Regions from separate parts of the Homo sapiens genome. Here region 2 is linked to region 1. Evidence: chromatin loops called from intact Hi-C (ENCODE). Cell type or tissue: ovary. All regions are shown on one strand. Each heading gives the region's core, and the rest is flanking DNA. Links, peaks and the distances in the headings are about the cores only. Region 1 has its middle 290 kb from the start of SORL1-AS1. Region 2 overlaps LOC107984402 (a long non-coding RNA gene).

What was found. Hi-C counts contacts between places; a loop is a spot of excess contacts. Peaks named below come from ENCODE experiments on the same cell type or tissue, not always from the same donor. Only the 100,000 strongest peaks of a DNase experiment are listed, where the experiment ranks them.
Region 2: it touches region 1 in a loop (2.2-fold over the local background); 1 of 110 quality-filtered maps calls a loop at or near these places.

What each region holds. Positions count from the first base shown.
Region 1 is chr11:121,740,664-121,743,580 of GRCh38, forward strand. No RefSeq gene overlaps it. Among named protein-coding and RNA genes, the nearest start is that of SORL1-AS1, 290 kb to the left of the region's middle. In ovary, for the core only: no CTCF peak of the experiment used is centred there; DNase peaks (open chromatin) are centred at 793 and 1,548; H3K4me3 peaks cover 539 bases; H3K27ac peaks cover 2,500 bases.
Region 2 is chr11:121,873,814-121,876,730 of GRCh38, forward strand. All of the region lies in intron 1 of LOC107984402 (a long non-coding RNA gene), which reads left to right. Among named protein-coding and RNA genes, the nearest start is that of MIR125B1, 220 kb to the right of the region's middle. In ovary, for the core only: no CTCF peak of the experiment used is centred there; no DNase peak of the experiment used is centred there.

The DNA of each region.
Region 1 (2,917 bases), core at 90-2,589:
TATAATAAGAAAAACATACATATTTTAAGGAAACAAAACAAAATGACTTAAATTACAGCTAGAGTCATTTGAGTAAATCAAGACGTGCTTGTCTGATTCAATACAGAGATAATAAAATTGGTGGCCATGGTAGTGAGTAATGATTAAAAATAATAGCCACTTGTTATTGAGCACATGCTATGTGGTTTTTACATATTCTCCATTTGTATTATTCCTTACAGAAAACCTGGGAGGCCAGCATTGTTCACATTTAACAGTGAAGTAAACTGAGAAACAAACAGAAAATTTCCCAATATTATACTACTAATGAGTGAAACAGCAGGGGCTCAAATCCTAGCCTGTCTTAAACCAAAACCCATGCTATTAATCCCTGTGTTTCACTGCCTCTGTAGACTGTCTTTTAGAAGATGGAAGACTGGAGGTACTTAGGTGACATCCTGTGGAGAACAGGAAATGTTTGATGTGACAGCAGTCTCCATTATCTCTGGTTTTGTAGAAAGCACTTAGGGCCTCCTTGAAGGGAACTATTTTTTGCCTACATTACCAAAGGCATTTCTACGGAACTTTTCATTTTATATGATTCCTTAAAACAACCTTGAGATGTAGGTGGAAGCCAGACTCACTGTGAAACAGATGGGGAATCTGTAGCCCAGCAAGGTCAAGTGACTTGTCTAAGACCATATGGCATTTAGTGCTGGAAGGAGACCTGGAAAGCAGGAGCTGGTACGCTTTCCACCAGCTCCCAGGGCTGCGTTCAGCTTGGGCTGTGTACCGTCACTTGGTTCTTACCAAGCAGAGTTCTTTCTAGTTTAGACAGGGCCTGCTGCAGTTAAATCAGGGCCTCTCCTCCAGCAGCCTCCTGGCTTGCACCAATTTGCAGACTGTATCTGATGGAAACCTTATGTGGAACAAAAAAACAAACCTGAAAAGCCAGGCCCATCTCAGTATCTCCATCCGCTGGATAAACATCTCCAAGACAGACGCACAGAGAGGTCAGACTCCCTTTGCCAAGTTTTTAACCTAAAGTTTGGAAGCAGCTTGCATTTTCCATAGAGCAGTAAACTATTTTCATTCCTTTTACAATGAATGACTCCTTATGGGGTGATAATTTACTTTTAACCTCTTTCAGGACCTGATGATTTTGCCTTCTTGCCTGAAAAGAGTTGTGGGTTAAAAGAAAAGTCCCATTTCTTGAAGTTTTCTTCTTTCCTATCTTTCCTTTTCCCCCTTTTGAAAGCCTGCTATGTTTGTTTCAGAGCTTTGGGAGTCTTTGGAGCCTTGCCTCTTTATTTGGAGAGAACTTGGCTCCTTCGTGTTGCCCCCATTCCTCTGCTGAATCTAATCTGACTGTTCTATTTATAATTCTTGAACAAGATGAATCTAGTCTTTGTGTTTCTTTCTGAGCAACAGCGTCCCCTCCCTAGGACTTGAGCCAGTTAACCTCTGTAAGAATCTCTTTAATTTCTCTGCAAATTGCCAGAAAGCCGGCAGCTGAAACCCTATCAGGTCCTGGATCATATCAGACCTGCTTTAAACTGGCACCCTCCTCCATCCTCCAATCTCCTGGGAGCTGATTTAGGAACAGGGCCGTGCAGAGAAATTCCCAGCAGCACTTTGGTGACGCCAGCGCAGTCTGGGAAGTCTGACAGGGAGGGGCCCACTTTCTGGAGGACGGGGAGGCTCTGAGATAGAAACCGTGCCCACTTCGAAGCATGTGTTGGTTCCTCCCAGATCCCTCAAGGTTTATGTATACATTATGTGCTATTTATCCTTAAACCTAGACTCATCATATTATTTTTCCTGGAGACCATCTAGCCGAAACCTCCTGTTTTATAGAGAAAAAATATGGAAACTAAAAGAGTCATACAGCTAGTTTGTCTAAGAGTTAATACTGTAATATAGGTTTCCTACCTTATCCATACCTTCATGAGCTTGTGAAGGCATTATTTTGATTCCGTGGACATGAAACCACTCCAATTAAGTGCATTCTTTTTATATGTTCCCTTTCTTCTACTTCCTTTCTTTATTCCCTGTCTCCCATTCTCCATTGTTACCGAGTTCTCTCTCCTACACCCAGTACAGCTCTCTCTTTTTTGAGGGGTCTCACCAGCCTCACTGGGATGTTAACAACTAAGGTTTGAGAAAGAGATGAGTCTCAGCAGCCCAGGTCTAGAGTGGACAGATCAGTGAGTCCATGGAAACATCTAGAGCTATGAAGGAACTTTCTGAGGTCACACCGCAAGTTAGTGACCAGACCAGGATTAGAGCATGAGATTCTCTTTTTTTCTGTCTGCTGAGTTCTACTCTACTCAAAAGTTCTGCTGCCTCTGTGTGGTTCCCAATTCTGATCTGGGTCTGGCATGTCCATTTAGACAATCTTTTTTTGGTCAGGGTTCTCTCTGACCAACCTGACTTTTAACCTCACATTCATTTGTAATAGAAGAAAGTTAAATCATACCCTTAAATTCAACCACGTTTTAACCTCATTTGCCATGAGTGTCCCGTTAAGACTAAATAACAAAGGGCCAAAATATTTACTTTGAGCTCCATAACATAATTGGTCTTCTTTCCTGTCATGATAAGCTAAGGTGGCCTTACAAGTTTTCAAGGATCAGGAATCAGTGTGCCCCACTGAACACATATAAAAGTATATTTACCCTTTAATTTAAAGCTATTGAGACCCATTTGAATATAACACAAATGCTACTTTAAACCAAGCCCCAGCCAGCCACTAATCTGCTTTGGGTCTGTGGTTTTGCCTTTTCTAAAAGTGTCATATAAATGGTGGGATACAGTATGTTGTCTCTTGCGTCTGGTTTCTTTCATTTAGAATAGTGTTTTAGAGGCTCATCCAGGATATTAAATAAAACATTAGTTTCTTTTTATTGCTGAATGCTATTTCATTTTATGGCTGTAC
Region 2 (2,917 bases), core at 185-2,684, 130 kb after region 1:
GTTGGAACCTTTACCACATTTGGGTTTTACCTGGTAAATTTTGATTTAATCTTTGGCGGACGCTGCTTCAGGTTGACTGTAATTCAGGGACTGGCATGTACGTTGTATCTTGGTGCCAGAGCATGTGGGGCAGCGGATGGCTCTGGAGCACTGAATGCACCCTGTTGTGTGGCTCCAAGTTCTCAAGATGCCTGTGCAGTGCCCTGGCATTTCACTGCAGCCAGAGGGGCAGCTGGGGTGGATTTCTTTTTTTTTTCCTGGCATTTGCAATTTAGGACCTACCTTCTCTAAGTATCCTCCCTGAGTGGGTTTTTCTGCACTCCACATGTATATTTTCACATTTTGCTGATTGGTAATATTTAATGTGTGGGTAGAAGTGCTGTGGCGATGAGTGCTTCCTATAGTCAGACAAATCAAAGCAAGAATGATTGTGCCATTTTAGTGAACAAATTGCTTTGTCCATTCTACCTCTTGCAGAGCTAAGAGGATGCAGTGCGTGCACGCGTGCACACACACACGCAAACACACGCTCTGTTCTTTGCCCTCAAGGATTTTTTTTTAATAGCACACCAGAGCTCTGGAATTGGCAGGGACTTTATAAATGATAAAATTTATCCCCATTCTTTATAGACAAGGAAATTGAGACCTAGACAGGAAAGAGGCATGTATGCCAAATGCCACAGAGCGAGCAGGGGGTGCAGAGATTAGAGTACAGATTCATGCTGTGGCCTAGGGTTCTCTGTATACTTCACCACCTAAAATTACCACACTTTTAAAAAGGAGGAAACCTGGACTTGCAAGATTGATAACTTGTAGTGTTGTATTTTAAAAGCAATGAATTTAGAAGAGTTTCACAGATATATTTCTTTTTTTTTTTCTTTTTTTTTTTGTTGAGTCTCACTGTGTTGTCCAGGTTGGAGGGCAGTGGTGTGATCATAGCTCACTGCAACCTAGACCACCCAGGCTCAAGCGATCCTCCCACTTCAGCCTCCTGAGTAGCTGGGACGACAGGTGCGTGCCACCCTGCCTGGTTAATTTTTATTTTTATTTGTAGAGACGAGGTCTTGTGATGTTGCCCAGGATGGTCTTGAACTCCTGGGTCCAAGAAATACTCCCACCTTGGCCTCCCAATGTGCTGTGATTATAGGCATTAGCCGTTGCACCCGGCCCTTAGAAAGGTCTTGAACTCAGGTCTCTGGACTACCAAACCAGAATCATCTTATGGGAGTGGCATGTGGGTGGTGTTTAGATGTGCTTGGAAAAGCAGTGGTGGAAAGAAAACCATTCAAATATTCTCCAAGCACCATACTCTGAGTCCTGAACCCCTTCAAGCCCTGACCTCACCATCCCCAGGAATTCTGCTGGCTGTATTTTTCTTAAACATTTTAAGAGACTGCAGACATCATGGCTCAGGGTCTGTTGAGATAGACTGCTGAATAGATATTCTGACACAGCCCTTCTGGTTATGGTAGTGATCATTCCCCTGGTACCATGTTGCCATGGTCAGAGTGCATTACAAGAGAAGGGTTGTCTTGAACCTGCAGCCTCCATCCTTCTCATTTGCAGAAGCCCCACTGCCTCGAAGAAAGAACTGCCCAGGGCCGCCCACTCTAGCACCTTGTTCTCATCTGTCTTCCCTTGACAACAGTCCGTATGCTGAAATAGTCTTTCCCATCTACTCTTAGTGCCCCTTCTTCCAGCTAAACTGCCCTGTTTTGAGTTTCAGTGCTGTCAGCTGCTTTCTGTGGTGATGGTCAGGAGTCTCACTCATTAGTCTATTTGAGGACACTTTCGTTAACATGGAGAATGCATGTCTTTTGGCATTTCAGACTCGTTGGCTTAAACAACAGAAATTAATATTCTTACAGTTCTGGGTGCTGGAAGTTCAAGATCAAGGTGCCAGCTCTTGAACTTCCAGCACAGTTCTCCTGAGGCGTCTCTTCTTGGTGTGCAAACAGCCACCTTTTTGCTGTGTCCTTACATGGCCTTTTCTCTGTGCATACGCATTCCTGATGTCTGTCTTATAATAAGGACATGGGTCATATTGGATTAGGGCCCCACTCATATGACCTCATTTAACCTTAATCACCTCCTTAAAGGCCATGTCTTCAAACACAGTTATATTGGGGATTAGGGCTTCAAGATATGAATTGGAGGGGGGCATAATTCAGTCCTTAACACCACCATAGATGGTTTTTCTCTAATAAACATATCTGCAGTCTTATCACAGAGGAGTAACTCTCCATTAGCACTTCCACAGCAAATGAGGGAGGTGTTTTGGACAGAGGCTGCTACTCCTTAATTCACATCTGTTAGGCTGCCTACAAATAAAGCTAGATATGAACAACTGAAGATTTTTGTTCCAAGTCTACATGGATGGTTAAGTACGTAATAAAATTTCCAGGATTATAACTCCTGAAGCAGCCCGGGTGGCACTTTCGGTAGGTCCAGGGAGTTACCAAAGTAATGTGCCTGTATTCCTTGGGGGCCAGTTTCATTTTATTTGACAACTTAAGTTTCCATTTTAAATATTTAATTTTAGAAAGTAGGAAGATGTATATGGACATCTATTTTGTAAGTGTGTGTGTATATTGTATATCATGTATGTAAGAAAAAACTTTCTTCTACCATGAGCTTTAAGAATTTTCTAGAAGGCTTACAGACTAGATCAGGTGCTGGAGAAAAAGGTCATGCCAGTTAGAGGCTTACATGTGGACTGCGAGGCCATGTTACTGTGACATTGAGCTGGACACCTCTGTAAGGGACTGTTTAACATCAATAATATCTAACATATAATGAACAATTACTTTGACCAGTCCTCACTATAACTCTCTATGGGGTGTTACATTCTCCCCATTTTACAGAGAGAAAACTGAGACATTTAGAAGTGACTTGCTCAAGGTCACAAGACTAGTCT